Linked DNA regions of Homo sapiens: region 2 is linked to region 1. Evidence: chromatin loops called from intact Hi-C (ENCODE). Cell type or tissue: PC-9. All regions are shown on one strand. Each heading gives the region's core, and the rest is flanking DNA. Links, peaks and the distances in the headings are about the cores only. Region 1 overlaps LOC105378250 (a long non-coding RNA gene). Region 2 overlaps LOC105378250 (a long non-coding RNA gene).

Region 1 (6,323 bases), core at 466-5,465:
CCCCTCCCACCTGTAAAGAGAGTTTACACTCTTCCTTGTTCTCCCATTTTTATGTCCATGGCAGCAGAGTTGTATAGCTTTATCAAGCTCATCTTCATTCCTCAGTACTCCCATCAACTACTCACTCTCCCACCATTTCAGTTCTCCTGACTTTCAACAAAGCCTTTTCATGCTAAGATAAACCTTCCATAGTTACCCTGTGTCATTTCTGATGGTCTGCACGGCTGTTCTGTTCTGTCCTATTCTTGTGTGCTCAATCCTGTAGCTTCGTTCTTGCCAAGCTCTGGTCTATTATCTCCTCTTCCTCCTCTGGAAAGTCTACTTTAACTAGCTTCCATAAATGTCCTTACCCCTCATTCTCCCAGCATTGATAGCGAAGATGGTACTCCAGCATTAATTCTCTGTTTATCTGTATCTTGTTTTCCATTGTATGGGAAACTTCCCCATACTGATATTCCTTTTCCTGTTAACCAGAGTTCATATTCATCCCCATAGCTTCCAGTTCCTCTAGTCAGAGAAATCATTGACTGGCTTTCTCTTGCTTGGAAAGTCAACCAACTTTAGCAAGTGACAATAAAGAGAGATTTAGAACCTACTGACCCTCTCAATCCCTTCCTTGCCCTCTCAGGCCCCCCTTTCAACCTTTCCTTCCTTCCACAAATGCTGGCTGAGCCTGCGTTATGTGCTAGGCGCTGCTATAGGTTACCATGCTTCTCCCCTGTATAAAGCTTATACTCGATGCTCCTTCTGAATGGGAGTTTAGATATTGGTCTGATACTAGAAACACTTAATCAAATGCTCCCAAACAATGTCATAAGTGTGAATTCTGATGGAGTACAGAATTAGGATATCTCTTCTCTGTAAGCCATTCTCTCCATTCTTGAAATTGCTATTCATCTTTGGCCCATCTCTCAGAACTTGATACAGAATAGTTTTTGTGTCTCATTCTGTGATGAGCAGTTAGTCCATCTCAAAAATAATTTTAGCGTTTACTGAAGAACCCCAAGGAGAGGAGTGGGGAAACTAGATAGTCTAATCTCCCACTGTCCCATAGAAACACATACATGTGAACTCACCTGCAGGCTTATGTAATTACATGTTGTTGAAACTAAATGGCTAAGTTAAACTGGAGTAAAGAAGTAATCTCAATTAGTTGCAGTTATAAGGGAAGACTCTGCAAGAAAAGGATTTGAGCTGGGTTTTGATGGGAGATTGTGGGAAGCAGTCTGTGAAGACAACACTCTAGGTGATGAGAGACATTCATTGTTCAGTCTGAGGCTTAAATGTGAGAAGAGTCAGGCTATGGGGGTTAGTGAAAGTGTTATCTTGGCTGAAGCATAGCTCTAAGTTGGAAAATTCCAAAGAAATGGGTTTAGTGAGAAATTAGGATGAAATTGCTAGAGGACCTAAATGACCAACCTAGGATGTGTCTTCCTAGCTGAAGGCAGGGCCATAAATAGAATAATTTCAGGAGGGCTAAAATGTTTATTCTTCCCCTTAGCTTTTGAGAACAAGAGACTAAGGTTTCTGGGACTCTGACTTTATATGACTAAGGTGCTCCTCTCACATGAAGTAAAGCATAAAGACCAAGTATAATGTAAACCTAATGTCTAGATTTTTCTATAATATTGTTTAAATTTCAGTTGTAATTATCTGTCCAAATGGACTCCACACTTTGTTTTGCCTCGTTCTATTCTGGAATCATATGATGGCCTGCAGAATTTAACTTAACCAGCCACATGCTCCTTGCCTCATTCAGCCTACCCATTTTTTCTGTATGAAAAGGTTTCACAGTAAAGCAAAGAAACTTTTACACCTGGCATCTATCCCTTGACCTTTAACTTTCTGGAGTCACCTTACTTGAAGGAAGGAAATACCACCTAGAAACTGCCCCTGGATTTTTCCCAGCCTGTTGCACAGAGGTCTTCCAAACCTGGGTTATGCTAACTGATGGCAGAGGAGAAGAGTCCCAGCCCTAGCTTCCCAAATTTTTGTGATATTTTCACCTTGAACCTCTGCTGGAATTTTCTCTGAAGCAGAAAGAAGAGGTGGTCACTTTTCAAATTGTTTATGCTTTTATACTTTTCAGATTATGAGGGGGAAATATTATAATGTGTCTACCTCTTCCCCTTGGCATATTTAGATTTAAAAGACAAAATATCAAGAAAGGAATTAATTTTGTAGAGAAATAATAAATAGAATTAGCAAAGAAGAACTTTCCAACAGCATGGTTTACTGAAGGAAACTGGGCAGTCCCTCTATCTGAGGATCTAGAAGAATAGGGTCAATTAGCATTTGTCTGCAGATTTTGAAGGCAGTGAAATGAATGAGAAGACTCTCCAAAGCTCTGTCTGCAGGCCAGACTCAGTGATATCAGAACGGGACATAGAGAGAGGAAGCAAGGGTGACTCAAACCCATCTTTTAAGGCCTCTCTTCCCTATGGTTGCGTGCACCTCTGGTTTCTAAAAAAATTTTTTTTTGCCTCGTTTGCTTCAGAGATGGGTGGCTTTGAGGAAGTGAAGATAAAATTTATTCAACCTAGATGTGTAAATAGAATTTTGTGACCAATTTTGATATGACTTTTATATCTAGACTTATAGCCAGGGGTGAATTTTCATACTGGCATAGGGTCAACTCCTTATTCCTGATTTGTGCACTATCCACTTTGTGGATTTTTGCAGACTCCATACTTCCACTGCCTTGGGTTTGACAGAAACACTGAGTCAGAGCAAGCATCAGGGATAGACTCAAAGGGTGTGTTTGTATGTATGTGTATGAGTGTAGGTATCCAAAGATAAAGCAATGAGGATTTATTTCACTTCTCTTTTCTCTTTGTAACACTAATTACATTTGTGAAACTGTTTAATGGTGGCCTCTACTACTAGACAGTAAGCTACATACAAGGCTTGTGCACCATTGAATACTTAGCACTTAGCATAGGACTTGGCACATGGCAGACACTCAGCAAATGACAAAATCATGTGGCCTCTGCTCTCATCCACTGACTCAGATAATGAGAAGTGTCTCCTCCTCAGGGGCCAGGGGGATGCTCTGCTATGGCAAGTGGAGGAATCAGAGATGATCCATGGAGCCTGTGATATGACCTCCCCAGTGAGGCTGTCAGCCCTAGGGTAGATTCCTTGTTGACTATCCTCTTCTTATCACTGGTAGCATCTTATCACAATACTTGGGGCACGGGCCAGGGAGTTACCCAGGGCTGAGGATGGGAGGAGGTAAGTCCTGGCTATCAGGATAGACATCTTATTCCAGCAGCAGTTGTCCTAGATGTGGCCTGTTTCCCAGCCCACTGACCTTTAGGGCACAGTGGGGGGTTGGGAGCATGAGTCAGAGAGGAATGTGGGACTGGTTGCTTGGGAGTTTCACTCTCTGGGGAGAAGCTGGTTCCCCATGCCTATCAGTTTTCTAATGGCATCTCTAGAGGCAGAGCCTAGAAACAATTACTTGAAGGAGTCGGACGAAGCACCCACACTCTTTTGAACCCCTAGGATGTTGGCAGGAAGATAATTTAAATAGATTTTAACAGGCACAGGACAGAAAAGTATTGTAGAGTATTTCAATAGAAATCTGAGGCTGGGTACAATGGCTCATGCATGTAATCCCAGCACTTTGGGAGGCCAAAGCGGGAGGATCACTTTAGCCCAGGAGTTCAAGACCAGCCAGAGCAGTATAGTAGGACCCCGTATCTACTAAAAACAAAAAGCCAGATGTGGGAGCACGTGCCTGTAGTCCCAGCTATTCAGGAGACTGAGGTGAGAGGATTGCTTGAGCCCAGGACGTTGAAGCTGCAGTGAGCCCTGTTCATGCCTCTGCACTCCAGCCTGGGTGACAGAGCGAGACCCTGTCTCAACAAAACAAAACAAAACACACGCACACACACACGCTCAAAAAAAAAGAAAAAAAAGAAAAAGAAAGGAAAATTTAAGATATCCTCTTATCCATACTTCTGCCTCCATCCCAGATAAATACAAAATCTCTCTTTGAAGATTTTCTAAAGTGAGGGGATTCCACTGTTAGGTAACCATGGTAACCACTACACCACAGCACACTTATGAGAACATTCTACTGTTAAATCTAGCTGAATGTAGCCTGCAACATGGAAGCCATGACCAGGACAGTGGAAGTGCAGTGTGAATTATCCAAGCAATCATTTCCTCATTCCTTGGGTGGGAGTGGGCAGACACGCCCAGGAGTCCCTCACCCTGCCTCCCACGATGCTCTGCTTCTTCATACAGTGCACACAGTGGTGGGAGATGGCAGCAGGGGCAGAGAGGCCCTCATTCTGGAGAGGGGACCTATGAATCTTGTAAATATGATGACATCAGCAATGACAGACTCTTCAGCCGCCTGGTAGTCTGTCATTGAAGCCAGGAATTCAGCACACGCTCAGACACACCCAGCCTTCACCATGGGTTCCCAGAAGCAAGTTCTCGCATAGCCACTAGGCTGGGAGGACCCTCACTTAACCAACCCTCCCTGACAAGCTCCAAGGCCTCAGAGTCGAATCCTAAATTTCCAACTTAGCAATAATTTTTTTTAAATTGCATGATGCTGAGGCTTGGGGTATGGATGATCCCGTCACCCAGGTAATGAGCATAGTACCCAGTAGATAGTTTTTCATTCCTTGCCCCTCTCCCTCCTTCCCCTCTCCAGTAGTCCCCAGTGTCTGTTGTTGCCATCTTTATGTCCATGTGCGCTCAATGTTTAGCTCTCACTTATAAGTGAAAAGATGCGGTATTTCGTTTTCTATTCCTGTGTTAGTTCACTTAGGATAATGGCCTCCAGCTACATCCATGTTGCTGCAAAGGACGTGATTTCATTCTTTTTTATGGCTGCATCCAACTTAGCAATAATTTTTATCCCTCTCTGTTTTCATTCTCAACAGTGCCTAAGTTGTTCATGCTGGTTGTTCTCAGGTGTTTTAACCTCCCCAGTGAGTGAGATCCAAGATTCATGGCATTATCATGGGAAATTCTTTCATTTTGGTTTAACTGAAATTTGTTTTTGTTATTATCATCAGAGTCTAAAACTGATCAAGCCAGAAAACTTCTACACTGCTCTGAAGTCCCAGACAAATAGGCTGGAGATTTTTCCTGCTGTTCTCCACCTCTCTCCATAATGAGATGCTTTGTTTCCATGAATTGGCCCTGATCCAGACTTCTAGACTCTATGACAGGACATTTCATCCCTCCCTCTGCCTCCAGGCAGGACTGAACTTAACTCATGCCAGGCTGAAGGGTGTCTCCTTCAGACCTTGTTTCAAGATTTCCTGACTCTTTGGCCTCTTTCAGGTAAAAGCGCACAGCTGATTGCCCCAATGCCTAATCTTAATTTCCTAATGGCAATTCTAGCTCATTTCTTTTCATTGTGGAAAGGAAGATCCACATCTCCCTTATACCTTTCCAGCTAAAATTATCTCAGTTCTTTTATAATGCTTCTCAGATATTAATTTGATCCCATATCTTCTTTGTGCTAGAGGAGGAAAATTAGTGTTAGATGAAATGCGCTCCATTATCTGAGTATTGTTGGCCTGAGCTAGTATTCCATATTTTTATCACTTTTGTTATTGTGCTCCTCACCAACATATCTCATTCTTTCTTTGCATGGAGACTTCAAATATCAGTTTTATCTACCTGGAATGCCTTTCCCTCTCTCATCAGTCTTGACCTTCCATTACTTCCAAATCCTGTTCCATTCTCCCTCTCTAGACGACGTTTCCTAACTCTGCATTTTCTGTGTATTCCTGATTCTTCTGAATCCTACTAGTGGCAATGTAAAGAACTTCATTCAGCTGGCCTTAAGATCTGCCCTTGCCTCACTCTCTCCGAGTATGAAGCATGGATAAGAAGAGTTCTGAGAGCTTGCAGGGAACCAGTAGCACAGCGTAGTGGGATGTATATAGCAAGTCAAGAACTTGGGAGTTCTAGTGTGGGTCTATAACCCTGTGCACCTCATAACCTCTCTGGCCTTTCCACTTAATTATGTATGGACAAGGAAGCATTGAATTAGGCCATCTCGAAGAATTCTTTAACTTTATAAATGTTGTGAATTTGTGCTTTCCTCTCTTTCTTGGTCTCTTTCAATATCATGGACAGAACTCTACAAGCAGAGAAATCACAGAATAGGAGAATATGAACTAAAAGGCATAGTCGATAGGGAAAAACTTCATTTTAATATGGAGGTAGTGCTGGTCATAATAATTGGAAATTTGTAGTGAGAATGGGGGCAGGCTGCTGCACCTCCTTAACCTCTTGCAATCTTTTTTTTTTTTTTTTTTTTTTAGACGGAGTCTCGCTCTGTCACC
Region 2 (6,323 bases), core at 434-5,433, 63 kb before region 1:
AGGGTGGGTAAGACGGGAGAAAAGGGAAAATAAAGAGGAGTCAAAGATGAGGGTAGAGGTTCTCAGCTTTGATTATTAGTAGAATAGTGGTACCACTAACAGAAAAAGAGGATGCTAGAAGAAGAGCCTGGTTTTGAAGGGAGTGTAAATTACATTTTAAATTAAGTCGGTTTAAGGTGCTGGTGGAGCCCCCATTCATCATACACTAGAAGTGGGAGACTATAGGGAATGTGACCAGCTCTGGAAGAACAGATTCAGAACTCACCCACACAGAAGTAAAAATTGAAGCCATGAAATGGATGAGATAATTGAGGGAAAACAGTGTCGAGAGGGAAAACTGGAAAGTTGAAGGTAACTTTGGGAAGGAGATAGTATACAATAGGGCCACTTTAACATCTTCTGATGTTGTTACCAGCTCTTTAGTGTCTTGTTCTTGAGAGACAAGGTTAAATAACCCTCTAGAAACATAACAGATCTTATTCTTAGTCCTCTGTAAGTCTTCCTTTCTCTATGGAAGTCCAGATCTTGACCAGAACAGTAATAGGCTGGACTTACATGAACACATTTTAGGTCATCTGGCTGAAACAGATGGAGGCTATCTTAGGCACATGTTTGTCTTCTCAATTTTCAGCTCCCTACAGAAGCAGCAAAGGCTTGGGCAGTTCTGCACAGGCTAGCTTAAAGTGCTCATGCTTCAATGCAAATCTGTTTTACACACCTATGAAAGACTAAGAACCTCAGTCTGGGAAGTGGGTGGGTGGGGTGGACAGTGATTTACTCTTGAGCCCCAGACGCTTCACCTGACTTTTTCACAACTCCCCACCCTTTTTACTTTTCATCCAGAGATCTCAAAGCTCTAAACAAGCCTTGATCCTCCCTGACCCCCTGAGTCATCCTCTGTTTCCATTTTCCCAGATAGGAGAGGTTGGGCAGTGGAATACCATGTTTTGGGATGGGTGCTTGGTGGGTGGGTAGGGGAGATTGCAGGGGCAACCATAGGGATCCAGGGGCCCCTTTTCAATCATGGGGTGGGGCGAGGGGCAGGCATCAAGGTGGTTCTAGGTAGTTGGGTTTCAGCTTGTCCTTTTGAGGTTGTTTTATGACTGAAGAGACTCGGATAAAGAGTCCGAGCTGGAGAAATTGAAGAACAAACAAAGCCGTAAAAGACGCCGATAAAATTTCTCCCAGCACAGAATAGTCTTTGGAGCCTCCCTCAAGAATCTTAGAGTAATCTGGGAAGGCTAATTAAGTCTCACAGCCCACACTGGGCACTGGGGCAGGACGAGGGAAAGGGGAAGAGAGCACTGAGAGAGATTTCCCTTCTCCCTCTCTTCTCTCAAGGGCGCACAGGTGTTCAAACATTCAATATGGAGACTGAATTAAGACTTGGTGGGGGGATGGGTGAGAATGGGGAACGAATGATGGGAAATATCAATATTTTTAAAGACTCCTTTTAATAAGGAAGTGCTTGAGAATATGCAGAACGATAGGAGGACCCTGAATTGTAGAATATTAAGAATGGAGAGTACCTGGGTGGGAATGAGAGGCTCTGGGACTGTGAACATGGTACGTCTGCATGCAGGTGGCATGAAGAATGGGTCTAGATGGGGATGAAGGCAGCTGGATTCAGAGCATGGCAGTCTGAGGCTGAGGGGGGTCTGAACTGAAGGCTTTTGAAGCTAAAGGACCCACATTTGGGGACGAATAGGACAGGAGTTCTATCTGGGGGGATCTATGTGAGCATAGGGAGAAGGCACCAGAGGGATGGTGAGATGAGAGTGGGGCTGTGTGTGAGAGAAGAGGACGTGATGATCTGGGAGGGAACCTCAGCCCTAGGGGAGTGGTTAGAAAGCCAGGGGTCAGCCTATTTTCTCCAAACTAGCTATTTTTCTGTTCTTTGTTCCAAATGAATTGGTGGATTGACCACAAAGAGAAATCTTATGAGCTTATATGACGTAGAGGTGGGAGGGAAAGAGTTGATGGGGAGTGTGCATGAGGGGAAGACATAGAAACTGCCAGTTTCCATGGTGATAGCTGAAATATTTATTTCTATTTTCCTGATTTCTGCAGCATGTCAGAAGACGCTGTAAGTGAGAAATGCTACCTTTTCATCTCCTCTAATCCCAGCAGTTTGGGAGGCTGAGGCAGGTGGATCACCTGAGGTCAGGTGTTTGAGACCAGCCTGGCCAACATGATGAAACCCCGTCTCTACTAAAAAAACAAAAATTAGCTGGGCATGGTGGCAGGCGCCTGTAATCCCAGCTACTTGGGAGGCTGAGGTAGGAGAATTGCTTGAACCCGGGAGGTGGAGGTTACAGCGAGATTGTGCCATTGCACTACAGCCTGGGAACAAGAGTGAAACTCCATCTCAAAAAAAAAAAAAAAAAAAGAATCAAGATCTGAGGTGGGATGAGAAGGTTAGTGAGGGTATGGGTCTTTAGCAGGGCAGTGTCTCTAGCTTCCAAGATTAATTGAGCGACCTCCTCTGGTATCTCTAGGTACATGCAAGAAGTTTGTGGATACAGAGCAGCAGCAGGAACCAGACACTTCTTATCAGTGGGGTGGGTTGGAACTTCAGGAAGCGCCTTCACAACAGTGCCATCCTAATTGGAGTATAGACGGATGGGCCTCTCTGAAACCAGAGACTAAGTTTGGGTCTCTATGGTCCAGTAACCTTCCTTGAAATTCCCCCTGGAACACTAGGAACCTATTTCCTACATGCTAAATCTCTCCAGCTCTTCAAGGAGCCTCAACACAGTGTGCCTGCTATTGGGCACTGGGGACTGAATCAGGAAGAAGAGGTTGATGATGGTGGGTGGGTAGGAAAGGCCAGTGAAAAAGATGTTGCCAAATGTGCAGGTGTCAAACCTGTAAGACTTGGATATTGTAAAAATCCTAGCTGTCCAATTCTATCCACTTTCCCCGTGAGGGCCAGAAAGTTTGAGTGACTCACCAAAAAAATACATAGCACATCCAGGATTCAAACTTGCTTCCTGTCCAAGAGTACCCTGACTTTTGCCCCAGTCATACCCATTTTGTAATTGGCTCTCAGTTGAGGTGGGTACCCAGATGCCCAGCATAGTGAGATCATGTCTTAGGCACAGTAGCTCCTATGTGCTCCCCGAATTCCTTCCACCTGCCCGACTTGTCTAGTGACTTCAGAGTAAAGCAGCTGCCAAAGCTGGCTCCTCCATCCTTGGAGAATAGGCTCCAAGATGTTTGCTGAGTAAATACCTGTCTCCTGCTTGTTTGTCCTGTGCATAGTTCTTCTTGGCCATCATGTCCTTAGCTCCTGACATAGCCTCTGGTTTACAGGATCCTGGAGAAGGAACTGCCACCAATAGGAGGCACCAACTGCTGGGGCCATAAGGGAATGTTTCTTGCCCAGACATTCCCCTACACCCTTCTATTTTTCTCTGTGACCTCCTTCCATTCTGTTTTCACTGGTGTCCTGGCAATCCCTAATTCTCTTGCTCCTGTGTCCCCCCAAGGCCTGCCTTTTTTTTCTCTCGTGTTTACTGTAGCTTCTGTGCCATTCCTGGGTCCCCTTAGCTCTCTTCTCCTTCCCCTAGTTTCTTCTCAGCCTCTGCTCACGCCCCCTTCAGCCTTTCCTACCTTCCTTTTTTCCTTTCTCCCTTCCCCCTTCCTTCATCACGTATTTATTGAGTACTTGTTTAACGCCAGGCCCTCTGGTTAGCTCTGAGGCTGTAACAGTGAACCGCCACAGACTCTGAGCTGTCTGCGGAAGCTTAGGGTCTAGCAGGGAAGACACACAAGTACTACAGCAATTTTGATATGATATGACAAGTGAAGCCCCTTGGCCTTGTTTTTCCAAAGCCCTCTTTCAGCTATGACGAGTTGGATTGACTCACATTCCCTGAGTAGTGAATTCCAATGTTTCACAATTCCTACAGAGGGCAAGTTTTTCTTGATGCCTAGACTTAGTTACTCCTGAAGTTAAGATCATTCCCTGGGCTCTAATTTACTCCCCTATACTTTTTATTTTTAAAATGAGTATCATAATGTCCACTTTCCTCATATCCTGCGATGTTTGTGAAGGCGGGTTGAAATGATAGGTGTCAAAGTCCTCTGAAAACTTTGTGAATCTTAGATAGGATTCTCTCTAAACTTCTTGTTGGGAATGGAGAACTTTTTTCTCCTACAAGTAGAACAGCTCAAAAGATAATTTTAAATAACTCTGAATTGCCTCAAACTTATTCTCTTTTCTATTTACTTATTATTTATAGGAAACAATTCTTTGATCTTTATAGCTGAGATCCATGTCCCTTTTAAACAATTTTCTTGAAGAAAAAAATGCCTCTTATTGCAGTAATCGAGATTGAGGGAGAACTTCAGAAAGGAGGCCTTAAGCACTTAGGTGTGAAAACATAAGTCAGAGGACAAATCCCCCCATCACAATGCGGCTCCTTTGCATTATTATTGGAGTCAAGGGATTTGGCATGATGGTCCAGGAGGAGCCTGAGGATTACATGGGAGAGCGATAGTGATGCTTGATCCTAGATGATGGATTTCCAAGAGGGATGAAGAGTCTGACTAGGTTGCCTGAGTCAGAACATATCATCAAGCTCTGCTCCTATTAATGACTTAAGAGCAGCTGACTCGATTCACTCCATTACCTTCTGAGGGAGGAGGCAGAGAGCAGGAACAGAAGCTGCTTAGGGGCAGAGAACTCTCCTGGATGCCAGGATAGGAAGGGCCAGTCTCTTCCCAGCTCTCTGGAGTCCCGTTCTGGGCTAACTTTGATGGATGGGTGGCAATGGGGTATCAGTCTGTTGCTTCTCCATTCAGTGGATCCACATAACGGGTTTCAGGAAAACGGCCTGACTTTCCAGGGTTTCCTTTCTCTTCTACCTGCCTCCAGACTGACCCAAGCAAATGTTTTAGGTTTCCTGATCTCCCTTCTCAGCTCCCCTTAATACTGTCAGGGATTTCTTCTAGTTGTCTAGCTTGAGGTTCCCTCCTTTACTATAGCAATCCCATGTCTTCACAGCCTGGGCCTGGTAGAAACTTTTATATATTGTGCTGGTATCCTATTGTTTTTAGCTCCTTCTCTTTAAAGAGAAAGGATACACTTTCTCTTTTTTTCCTGCTCTTTCTTTTTTCCTTCTTTTTCTGTGTCTCCCATGCCTGCCTCCTTAGGCAGAGCTGCTGCCTTTCTGCCTTGGCCTCTAGGGTAGCCACTCTTTTCTTCTTGGGAATGTTTCCAACTTTGATGGCTGATAGGTTGTTTTCACAGTTTGTTGTCGTTTTCTACCAGTTCAGCTCATCCCTCTTCTCCCTAATGTCCTTGTGGAGCCAGAAAACAGCAGCATGTTTCCAAGGACTCTGAGCCTGGGCATTTTAAGAGCCTACCTTCCCCCATCATTTCAGTTTCATCTGCAGGCTGCAGAGTGAGCAGACGCATGTATGGCACCGGCAGAGCGGCTCGTAATGACTCAAGATGAACAGGTCGAGCTCAAAGGCACAACAGAAACCCATTTGTAATGGAGTTGTTTTTCTTTCAAATCCTTAAGAACATAAGCAACCTATCTTATGATAGAAGAGTGAAGGGGGAGGGGAGGGATTGAGTCAGAGTTTGTTTTCATTTCAGGAGGCCCGTCTTTCAGCATGTTCTCAGCCTAGGGTGGGCTTGGATTTTAGTCACATTTAGATAGCAATGCTTATGCCTTCACTGCGATTTTAAATTGTAGTAAAATATACATAAGATGTGCCATTTTAACTATTTTTAGGTATGCAGTTTGGTGACATTAAATACATTCACACTGTTATGCAACCATCAACACCATCCATCTCCAGAGTTTTCTCATCTTCCCAAACAGAAACTCCATACCCATTAAACATGAGCTCCCCATACCCCCTTCCTCCTAGCCCATGACATCTTTCCACTATGATTTGACTTGGCTTCTTAAAGCACCATTCTGACCACAGAGCCTCTATTTCTTCTTCTTTTAAATCTCAGCTCCTCCGACAGAATTTCAAGACCTTCTCCATTGGCACCTGCAGACTCACTCCATGCAGCTTCTGTCGTCACTTCTTGGCTCAGAGAGGCACTTCTTGCCTCTCTGAGAGGCAATTCTGAGTCCTAGTCCTCATTCAAGTGACCTCTTCCCTGCCTGATCCTGCGTGAATCGCCCTTCCTCATTCTTCTCTTCAGCCTGGTTTGGCCCTTACTTTAGACTCCTGCTTTAGGACATCCTGATGTTCTAATATGCCCCACCCTCTGTTACATGACCCACCCACTTCCCAACCTCTATCTAGTATTCTGCCTGGTTGCTCTTATCCTGTTCTTGCTTCTTTATCTG

The links. Hi-C counts contacts between places; a loop is a spot of excess contacts. Peaks named below come from ENCODE experiments on the same cell type or tissue, not always from the same donor. Only the 100,000 strongest peaks of a DNase experiment are listed, where the experiment ranks them.
Region 2: a loop joins it to region 1, with 9 times the contacts of the local background. A loop is called at or near these places in 1 of 110 quality-filtered maps.

What each region holds. Positions count from the first base shown.
Region 1 is chr12:53,864,514-53,870,836 of GRCh38, forward strand. All of the region lies in intron 4 of LOC105378250 (a long non-coding RNA gene), which reads left to right. Among named protein-coding and RNA genes, the nearest start is that of HOXC13, 71 kb to the right of the region's middle. RefSeq lists enhancers at 3,306-3,475, 3,694-4,893. In PC-9, for the core only: no CTCF peak of the experiment used is centred there; DNase peaks (open chromatin) are centred at 3,318, 4,168 and 5,188; H3K27ac peaks cover 3,362 bases.
Region 2 is chr12:53,801,396-53,807,718 of GRCh38, forward strand. All of the region lies in intron 1 of LOC105378250 (a long non-coding RNA gene), which reads left to right. Among named protein-coding and RNA genes, the nearest start is that of CISTR, 53 kb to the left of the region's middle. In PC-9, for the core only: CTCF peaks have their summits at 2,527, 2,726 and 3,481; DNase peaks (open chromatin) are centred at 3,136 and 3,846; H3K4me3 peaks cover 508 bases; H3K27ac peaks cover 4,351 bases.